Regions from separate parts of the Homo sapiens genome. Here region 1 is linked to region 2. A link is a contact called in ENCODE Hi-C data. All regions are on one chromosome and are shown on one strand. The core of a region is the stretch at or near the end of the contact, and the rest is flanking DNA. Distances in the headings are between cores, read along the strand shown.

Region 1 (5,620 bases), core at 2,719-5,218, 750 kb after region 2:
TGGTTTGAACCTTAATTCAGATGCTCAGCAGAAGGAAATAGGTTGTCTGCTAAACATAGCCACATGGCTGAATCCCTTGACATTGGCAAATAGGGAAAAACTAATGCTAGAATATGGGATGAACAGTCTGAGGGAGTTTTAGAACGATTCAAAAAGCTCAAGTGGTTATAATTAGGTAGTGTTCATACAGTTTTAAAAGCGGAGCTCTGGAACTGGGCGCGGTGGCTAACGCCTGTAATCCCAGCACTTTGGGAGGCTGAGGCAGGTGAATCACCTGAGGTCAGGAGTTCGAGACCAGCCTGACCAATATGGTGAAACCCCATCTCTACTAAAAATACAAAAATTAGCCAGGTGTGGTGGCACGTGCCTGTAGTCCCAGCTACTTGGGAGGCTGAGACAGGAGAATTGCTTGAACCTGGGAGGCAGAGGTTGTAGTGAGCCGAGATCAAGCCACAGTACTCCAGCCTGCGTGACAGAGCAAGACTCTGTCTCAAAAAAAAAAATTTAAAAATAATAACTTAATAAAAAAAAAAAGCAGAGCTCTGAGATGCGTGGTGGTTCCATTTCACAAGCGTTTCCTGAGCATGTAATATGTGCTGAGCAGGCTCCTGGCTCTGGGTGAGCTGGGCAGGTGAGAGGCTTGGGGTGAAGACCCTCTCTGGAGGAGTTCACAGCCTGGTACTTCTTACTTATCTGTCCATTCAGGGCTGGAGTGGCCCAGCTAGGCAGGTGCTGAGGCCACCCAGCTGAAGCCTGAACAGGTTGACCCCTCCGCTGATGTTTGAGCGTGTTTACCACAGGAAGAGAAGCTCCTCAGCAATTGTTCCTTCTTTTCAAAGCAGCATTTCCTATTTCATTTAGAATTAAAGAAAGAATAAGGAATTCTCTAGGCCAGTGGTTTTCAAAATATGGCCACTGGTGCAGCATCACCTGGAATTTTGTGAGAGCTGCAAACTATCCCCCACTCCAGACTTACAGATTTAGAAATAATGGGGCGGAAATCCCTGATCGAATGGAACATTCTGGAGTTCGTCCCCTCACCCAACCTTAAGATGAACTTGGAACAAGGGTGCTCAGCCAGAGGGGCAGGTGAGGCCGCAAGTCCAGCTGCCCCTGTTCACCTAGGTAAGCACATAGACTGTGTCTACCCCCTGGGGGCACCTTGCTCTAAATCATCTGCCCAATCAGGACCAACATGGTCTCTACAACGTCACTTCTGAGAACCACTTGTCCACAATGAAGGGAAGAAGAAAATCCATCAGCACCTGGTGAATTGGGAAACAATGGGGCTCTCACTTGCTAAATGCATTCACCTGTTCACTTATTTAATACACTCTGCCCTGCAGGGTAGAGAAAAGACACATGAGGGGCCCAAGGAACTTAGAACCCACCTGGTTAGAAGAAACTAACAAGCAAGAGACAGGGTTAGAAATATAAATGTGACATAAGGGCAAGCCCCCAAATAAGAAAGAACACAAGAAGAGAAGAAGGGATAGATCAAATCCTAGTGGTCTGGAGAGATTAGATGTGGCTTCTCAAAGCCAACAAAGATAGCACCACCAACAATAATACACCAGCAATAATCGCTATTTATTTTTTCAACTTTTTTATTGAGAGAAAATTTACATAAAATTCACCATTGTAACCATTTATTTATTTATTATTTTTTGAGATGGAGTCTTGCTCTGTCGCCCAGACTGGAGTGTAGTGGCAGGATCTCGACTCACTGTAGCCTCCACCTCCTGGGTTCAAGTGATTCTCCCGCCTCAGCCTCCTGAGTAGCTGGGATTACAGGAGCGCATCACCACACCTGGCTAATTTTTGTATTTTTAGTAGTGACAGGGTTTCACCATGTTGGTTGGCCAGCTGGTCTCGAATTCCTGACCTCAGTTGGTCCATCCTCCTCGGCCTCCCAAAGTGCTGGGATTATAGGTGTGAGCCACCACGCCTGGCTTGTTTTGTATTTTATTTATGTATTTGCTTTTTTAGACGGAGTCTCACTCTGTCGCCCAGGCTGGAGTGCAGTGGCGCAATCTCGGCTCACTGCAACCTCCGCCTCCCGGGTTCAAGCAATTCTCTGCCTCAGCCTCCCGAGTAGCTGGGATTACAGGTGCCTGCCACCACACCCGGCTCATTTTTCTATTTTCAGTAGAGATGGGGTTTCACCATCTTGGCCAGGCTAGTCTTGAACTCCTGACCTGGGGATCCACCCGCCTTGGCCTCCCAAAGTGCTGGGATTACAGGCATCAGCCACTGTGCCCAGCCGTTTTGTATTTTTTTAGTAGAGACGGGGTTTCCCCCATGTTGGCCAGGCTGGTCTCGAACTCCTGGACTCAAGTGATCTGCCTGCCTCGGCCGCCCAACGTGCTGGGATTGCAGGTGTGAGCCACCGCGACCGGCCGCTTTCTCTTTCTTTCGAGACAAGGTCTTGCTTTGTCACCCAGGCTAGAGTGCAGTGGTGCTATCATAGCTCACTGAGCCTAGAACTCCTGGTCTCAAGATACCTCCGCCTTATTCTCCTGAATAGCTGGGTTTACAGGCATGTGCCACCGTGCCCGGCTTTTTTTTTTTTTTTTTTTTTTTTTTGAGTCTCTTGCTCTGTCGCCCAGGCTGCAGTGCAGGTGGTGCAATCTCGGCTCACTGCAAGCTCCGCCTCCAGGGTTCACGCCATTCTCCTGCCTCAGCCCCCGGAGTAGCTGGAACTATAGCGCCCGCCACTACGCCCGGCTAATTTTTTTTGTATTTTTAGTAGAGATGGGGTTTCACCGTGTTAGCCAGGATGGTCTCGATTTCCTGACCTCGTGATCTGCCCGCCTTGGCCTCCCAAAGTGCTGGGATTACAGGCGTGAGCCACCACGCCCGGAGTTTTTTTTTTTTTTTTTTTAAGAGGGAAGTGGGGTTTCTCTATGTTGCCCAGGCTGGTCTTGAATTTCTGGCCTCAAGCGATCCTCTTGCCTCGGCCTTCCAAAGTGCTGGGATTACAGGTGTGAGCCACCACACCTGGCCAATTCAGTCTTAAACCAATTTTCTGAGGCTTCGTTTTGGCAAGGCTACTTATCTGTTTTAAAAATAAACGATGTATTTTAGTAAAAGAAAAAAAATGGAGGAAAAAACAGGGTTTTGATCTCATGGAATAATTATGAGGCTAATCTAATGAGCTTCATAAAATACTATACCCATACATAGTATGCTTGTTATTTTATTGTTTTGTCAGGGTCCAGAGAACTAGGCCACTGTGTTGCTTAGGCACCGTGTCTGCACATAGTTCATTCCGGTGTACATTCATTCATCTTTACACTAGAATGTTAGTTTCAAGAACTCAGTCACCTCGTCTACACTGTCCTTTAATCCCCAATACCTGCGACAGTTCCTGGGGCAAAAACAAATGCTTGTTGAATTAAAAAGAAAAACTGGGCCGGGCGTGGTGGCTCACGCCTGTAATCCCAGCACTTCGGGAGGCCGAGGCAGGCGGATCACCTGAGGTCAGGAGTTCGAGACCAGCCTAACATGGTGAAACCCCGTCTCTACTAAAAATACAAAAACATTAGCCGGGTGTAGTGGTGGGTGCCTGTAATCCCAGCTACTTGGGAGGCTGAGGCAGGAGAATCGCTTGAAGCCGGGAGGCGGAGGTTGCAGTGAGCCGAGATCACGCCATTGCACCCCAACCTGGGTAACAGAGCGACACTCTGTCTCAAAAAAAAAAAAAAATTCCTGTAGAAGCTCCCAAGCCCAATTAAAGCTCAAGGCTATCGTCCACGTAGTGGGTTCCAAATCGCTAAGTTCCCAGGCCAGCAGGGAGAGCGAGCCGAGCGAAGGTCGCCTGTGTCAAAGGCGGGGATTTGCACAGTATTTACATGGAAGCGGAGGAAAGGCTGCTTAGCAACCGGGCTGAGGGGACGGGCTGCACTGCGCACGCGTACATGGGCGGGGCATCTTGCGCATGCGCAGGCGACAGCTCATGGCGTTCAGGGCCTGACGGTTGCTAGGGTGACAGGGACACAACATGGCGGCGGGATCTCTAACGCTCTCCTTCGAGGGACCACCACGGAGATCCTAGTGCGGGACCCCGCCTCAGGGAAGTGGAAAGCAGGGGGACAACCTTCCTGCTTCTTTCTTTTCCGTCCAGTGTCGGCAAGGGGTTGTCACCGGCTTCCGCATCCAAGATGAAGAGTGAGTGGGGCCGGGGAAAGGGGCAGGGACTGGAGAGCGAGTGGCGGGGGAGGGAGGGACTGGGGGAGCTTGAGGAGCTTGAGGGGCCTGTGGGGCCGGGCGTCGTCGCCTTCTGCCGTGGCTCGACAGGCCCGGGAGGCTCCGCATGTGGGCCCCGAATCCCCCTCGGCTGTGAGAAGCCGGTGCCCCTGGGGGAAGCTTGAGGGGTTGGGGCTAGGTTGGGAACTTTGGGGTCTCGGAGAGCCGACTCGAGTTCCCGCTCAGGCATATTTTGGTGCAGGTGCGTGGTTCTTACATTGGAGTTTAGGGAGTTGACTGTGATTCATTTTATTTTATTTTAAATGCTGGCTTGAACCTGACACTCTTTTCCTGAACATTCGGCAGAAAACGGGGGAGCGCTTACAGCGTGGCTCCCTGCCTTTTCATGATACTGGTTTAGTGACCAATTGAGAGGAAAGCTGGGCTGTGTGCTTTATTTTATTTTTTGGGTCAAGCAGTAGTGTTTTATAGGAACCACTTTTTAATAGTAGTTTTGAAGCAACCTTTTAGTTAAAAGCTGTTACTTCAAAGTTGGGAAATGAGGTAGTCATTCTAGAAAATGTAACGGGTAAAAAATTTTCTTTAGTGGGATTTGTGGATTATTGACAATCCAAGTGCAACCAGCTAGAATGATGTTTTTAAAATTATTATTACTGTACAGATATAATTGTTTATGGTTGTGAACCAGAGGTGCAGTAAAAATTCAGACCTTTGCTGTGAAAATATTATGTTAGGAGTAGTTATAATGTTAAATTTGCATTGTATCCTAATTGTCAATGGTGTACATTGCATAACATTTAAAATAATTAATCTCATTCACCCTTTACAAGGCATTTTTATTTTTATTTTATTTTGTTGGATATTGTTTAATGTTTACCTTTTTCATTAATGCACTACAAAGCTGTAGTTAGAATCCAAGGTCTACAAAAGACTTTACACTTTTACTTACAGTGCAGACTATGATACTGCACATATTTTGTACTATATTCATTTTTTTCTTCCCATCTGTTTGTTTTGAAAATTTTCAGATGTACAGGAAAGTTGCAAGAGCAGTACATTGAATATTTATAAACCCGTCCTTCACTTAGCTGCACCATTTTGCCTTATTTTTGTGTGCTCGCTTTCGCTCTGGTGTTTTCTCTCTCCCATTTATGTATTTATTTTCACTGGACCTTTCAAGAGTTAGTTGTAGACTACTAATAATTCACCACTTCTTTCAGCAGTTATCTGCCAAGAACAAGGACATTCTCCTACATCATCACAGTACAAATAACACATTTAGAAAATTTAACAATGATACAATACTCTGATACACAGTCCATATTTCAGTTTTTCCATTTATCCCAATAACATGTGTTATAGTTGTTTATATTTTTTCTATCCAATCAAGAATCACCAATTGTATTCTGTT
Region 2 (5,059 bases), core at 2,234-4,733:
TTTTCCTGCCTCATTCTCTAAAGTAGCTGAGATTACAGGTGTGCACAACCACACCCAGCTAATTTTTTATTTTTATTTTTGGTATTTTTAGTAGAGACAAGGTTTCACCATTTTGGTCAGGCTGGTCTCGAACTCCTGACCTCAAATGATCTGCCCGCCTTGGCCTCCCAAAATGCTGGGATTACATGTGTGAGCCACCACACCCAGCCAGTATAAAACATTCTAAATAAGTTATCTGCTGAGGGAGCAAGATTGTTTGAGACCAGGAGTTCAAGACCAACCGGGGCGACATAGCAAGACTCCTTCTCTAAAAAAATTTTTTTAAATTAGCCAGATGTGGTGGCATACACCTGTAGTCCCCACTACTGTGGAGGCTGAGATGGGAGGATTACTTGAGCCTGGCAGTTCAAGGCTGCAGTGAGCTATGATTGTGCCAAGTCACTTCAGCCTGTATGACGGAGCAAGACCATGTCTCTAAAAAATAAATAGATAAATGAATACATAAACAAATAAGTTCTCTGATTGGCCTGGCTTCAGTCACATGACTGAAGGGGGATGAAGTGCTGCTAGGGTCTTGGGTCACATGTCCACCCTGGTGCCAGCCCCTCTAGAATCCTATGATCAGAGTGGAGCTGGAGCACAGACTCACAGGGCATGGGGCTCAGGAGAGAGAGAAAGCGAGGGCAGACGAATACAAGGACTGTCCACCAAAGGCACGATGACCTTTGTTGTACATTTGTAAATGTATAAGAACAGTAAATGGAAATTTCCAGGAGGCAAGAAGAGAGAGCAGATGTGGAATTCTCAAATGCTATGTCAGATCGCCATGGGCAGATTGTCAAGAGAAATGTTTGGGAATCTGTCCCACACTCAGGAATAAAAGATGAGAGTGGAAGAGAAAGTTTGGTCAGGTGATCCTGCCAGGGGACACAGAGGACAGGCACTCCTTCCTTCACTTTAAGCCTGTGAGGGTGGCTTCCAAGGGATTTCTCAGAGAGCTCAATATTTGGCACTCAATTTGGAGGGCACAGTGGCAGGAAGGGCTCATGTGCTGTTTCAGAGGCAGAGCTATGCTGCTGTGCTGGGACCCACCTGTTCACTAATGTTGGGGCGAGGAGTGTGCCAGTGTTTCCTGAGGACAGATGTGAGCTGGGTGGATGAGCAAGCACAAGACCCATGGATCCATTTAGGTCCTGTCCAAAAGTCCCTCAGGAAGGGCAGAGGGCCCCTCCCCTCCACAGCCACCAGGTAAGCATCCACCCAGTGGCACATCTGCTTGAGTTAAGGGGACTTCAGGAGACAAAGCAGCAGGGAACCACCGAGGAGCCCATGAATGTTCCCAGGAGAGACAGGGTCAGCTTTACCCTCTGCCAATCCAGATGGGATTGGAGCCCTTCCCCACTTCTCCCTTTCTCCCTTCCCGGTGGTGGTTCTAGATGGGTGGAAGTGGGCTGAGCGAGCCGAGGGAGGTTTGGGGAAGGAGATGGCACCAGGCACAGCCCCCTTTCCCCTTGCTCATCTCAGGCCCTAAGGGGTCCAAGGGGGAAGATTTAACTTTGATTTTGAGCCAGGTGATCTGCTCAGACTTTTTAAAAAAAACTTTTAAGGTGTCATACACAAATAGTAACATGCAAATATTTAGAATACAGTTTGATGAATTTATACACATTTACAGACCCAACGTTACAAAACGGCTGTGCTGAAGATACAGAATGTTCCCAGCCCCCTAGAGGCCTCTCCTTGTGCCTCCTTCCAGTTGATACCCCAAAGGCAACCAGTACTCTCACCTCTAACGCCAGATTGTTCTCACCTGCCTTTAAGAAATGAAGGTATTATATATACATACACACAGTGACATGCACTCATCTTAAGAAGACAGTTTGAAGAATGTTTACTTATGCGTGCTCCCATGTAACTACTACCCAAATCCAGGCATAGAACATTACCAGCAGCCCAGAAGGTTCCTCCTCTTGTTCCAGTCAACAACTCCGGCATAGGCAGCCACTCCTCTTCTTCTTCTTCTTCTTCTTATTATTATTACTATTATTAAGACGGAGTCGTGCTCTGTTGCCCATGCTGGAGTGCAGTGGAGCGATCTTGGCTCACTGCACTTTCGCCTCCCGGGTTCAAGTAATTCTCCTGCCTTAGCCTCTCGAGTAGCTGGGACTACAGGCGCGCGCCACCACGCCCGGCTAGTTTTTTGTATTTTAGTAGAGACGGGGTTTCACCGTGTTGCCCAGGCTGGTCTCGAAGTCCTGAGCTCAGGCAATCCGCCCACCTCGGCCTCCTAAAGTGCTGGGATTACAGGTGTGAGCCACCGCGCCAGGCCCACTCCTATTTTTAGCTCCAGAGATTAGTTTTGCTTCAGGCTCCCTTAACGTCCTGCTTCAAACCCCTATCTGCCCCTTCATCGGCTCCACCTGGAGGCCACCGCTTCCACGGAAGCATGACCCCTTCCCCTGCACCCGCGCGCCCCAGAAGCTCTCAGATACCCCCACGATTTCGGTGACCTTCCGCAAGCTCCAGGAAAAGCCCCTCCTCTCCTGACGCCAAGGGTTTGTTGGGGTTGGGGGGTATCTCCATCAGCCTCCCTCCCCCAGCCACCCAAATTAACCAACAATCTTAGTAAATGCAGCGACTCGCTAGGCAAACCCAGCCTGGAGACAAATATCCGGCCCCTTTCCTACCAAACTGTCACACCTAGGCATTGGTCTGCAGGGAGGGCTGGACAGTGGAAACTGAAACCCTCTGCAAGCCATCACGAATCCACCGGGCACTGGGGACGCTGGCTCCCGCCTTGGCAGCATCCCCCAGAAGCCTGGGCCCTGACCCCACACCGTCTGGGCCTCAGTCTCTCATCGGTAAAGTCAGGGGTAGGGCCCGAGTCTTCCAGGACCGCTTCGAGCTGGGACAAGCCGTTTTAAATAGCCCACAACCCGCCGAGGCCATCAGAGCTGCGCCTGCCGGGCCGCCCTCGACCCCCACCTCGGCCGGGCAGGTCCGAGGCCCCGCAGGCAACATGGGCCCGCGGACTGCGGGACGGGGCTCGACGGCCTGAGATCGCGACTCTGCCTCTCCGATACTTGGGGTCGTCTTCGGCCCCGGGATCCGCGACGCGCGCGGTCGGACCCCGAATACTGAAGGCACCGGGTCCGCAGGGCGAAGGCGCACACGCCCACCAGGCGCGCTCTGCGCATGCGCGGGCTCCGCAATCTCAGCGGCCCACTCGCCCCGCCCCGCCCCCCCCACCCCCACCCCGCGCCGCTCCCCAGGCCCGGCCCTGCCTTCCCAGCATCCCGGCTCCCTACGGCAAGCGGCGAGGCCCGAGCCCGCCGGGAGCAGGGAGCCGGGCGCGGGGCGGGGCGGCGCGCTGAGGTCAGCGCGGCGGCGGCCGGCCCCGTAGTGGTTGGCTGCGCTGGTGCTGGCCGCGCCCTGGTTGGCTGCGGGCCGCGGGGCTGGGCCGCCGGGTCGGGGCTGGGGTCGGGCTCGGGCGCCGGCCGGGCTTGCGCAGCGCTAGGCTCCTCGCCGCTCCTAGTCTGCGGCGGCGGCGGCGGGGAGGGCGCGGCCGCGGGCGGGGCTGAGGGCGGCGGGGGCGGGCCGCCCGAGCTGGGAGGGCGGCGGCGCCGAGGGGAGGAGAGCGGCCCATGGACCCGCGGGGCCCGGCGCCCCAGACTCTGCGCCGTCGGGACGGAGCCCAAGATGTCGGCCTAGGCCGGGGCGCGACGACGCGGACGGGGCGGCGAGGAGGCGCCGCTGCTGCCGGGGCTCGCAGCCGCCGAGCCCCCGAGGGCGCGCCCTGACGGACTGGCCGAGCCGGCGGTGAGAGGCCGGCGCGTCGGGAGCGGGCCGCGCGGCACCATGTCGGCCAAGGTGCGGCTCAAGAAGCTGGAGCAGCTGCTCCTGGACGGGCCCTGGCGCAACGAGAGCGCCCTGAGCGTGGAAACGCTGCTCGACGTGCTCGTCTGCCTGTACACCGAGTGCAGCCACTCGGCCCTGCGCCGCGACAAGTACGTGGCCGAGTTCCTCGAGTGGGGTAAGTGCGCGCCGGCAGGGCCGGACCTGCGGCTCTGCGACCCCCGCGCCCCAGCCCGCGCATCCCCACGCCCGCCCATCCCCGCCCGGACAGACCCTGCCGCCCTCCTGCCCACCCAGCTCGTGGGCTTCGCCTCCTCTCGCTCTGGCAGCGCCCCCAGGCCCGCAGCCCATCTCTCTCCAGCCGCTCCTTGCACCCTCGTCCCTCCGCTAGCTTTTCATCCCTCCTTGCCCTCCCTAGGCTCGACATCCGCGTTCGATCGTCCCGCCCCCTCATCCTGCCCCTTGGAGCCACATCCTACGTTCCCACTCCCACCCCCTCCCCCCCGCCGGGCCCTCGCCCTGGCGGCTTCCTAGATCCACCCTCCGAGTCTGGATATCATTTCCTGCAGCACTCACTGGGATATCCGCCCCCGCCCCCGCCCCCGCCCCCGCACCTCGCCTTTGGGGTCCGGAGGCAGTGTGGAATTAGTTCCCTTTCCCCACCCCACGCTTCTCTGCGTTGTGGGGGCAGCTGGGTGTGCTTTCTGCATCTGCCTCGCCCACTGCCCCGTGGGACCCCCTTGCATCCCCAGGGAGCCCAGCTCTAACGGCCCCTCCTGGGTGACAGCCTGTCTACATCCCCTTGTTGGTCAGAGCCTGAATACCTACTTTGCTGTAACACCTTCAAGGGAATTTTAAGGTTAAGGCTTTATTTTAAATAAACCGTGCAAGAGGACTTTTTTTTTTTAATTCCAATTCTGCTAGACCTTTGTGATATTTGGAGGGGTAGCTGGAGCTATCACTTAGAAACTTTCTCATCTGAATTTTGCATGCCTTCTCTAGTTCGTTCCGGATCTATAATGTTTTAATCATTGGTCAGCTAACCTATTATGCTTTTTTAGGACAAAAATTTGATTAAACCATTTAACGATAATTAGGATCCTAAAGACAGGTAAAAGTGCAGCGTGAAACTCTTTTACTTCATCTCTCCCTAACGGGTGTGCCGGTCAAGACCCTCAGACTGTCTCACCTAAAACCACTGAGT

Evidence for each region. Hi-C counts contacts between places; a loop is a spot of excess contacts on that map. Pooled maps may share reads with other maps.
Region 1: a pooled map shows a loop between it and region 2 (3-fold over the local background). The contact joins the promoter of MOK here to the promoter of CDC42BPB in region 2. A Hi-C loop is called at or near these places in 1 of 168 maps with a recorded cell type or tissue (Caco-2) and 5 of 50 pooled maps.

Annotation. Positions count from the first base shown.
Region 1 is chr14:102,303,512-102,309,131 of GRCh38, reverse strand. MOK (MOK protein kinase) reads left to right here and starts at 3,968. Exons shown (of 12, transcript NM_014226.3): 1 at 3,968-4,170. The coding sequence starts at 4,164. RefSeq lists enhancers at 3,749-3,798, 3,565-4,087.
Region 2 is chr14:103,055,973-103,061,031 of GRCh38, reverse strand. CDC42BPB (CDC42 binding protein kinase beta) reads left to right here and starts at 3,483. Exons shown (of 37, transcript NM_006035.4): 1 at 3,483-4,033. The coding sequence starts at 3,859. RefSeq lists an enhancer at 2,346-2,996 and silencers at 2,992-3,101, 3,142-3,641, 3,732-3,811.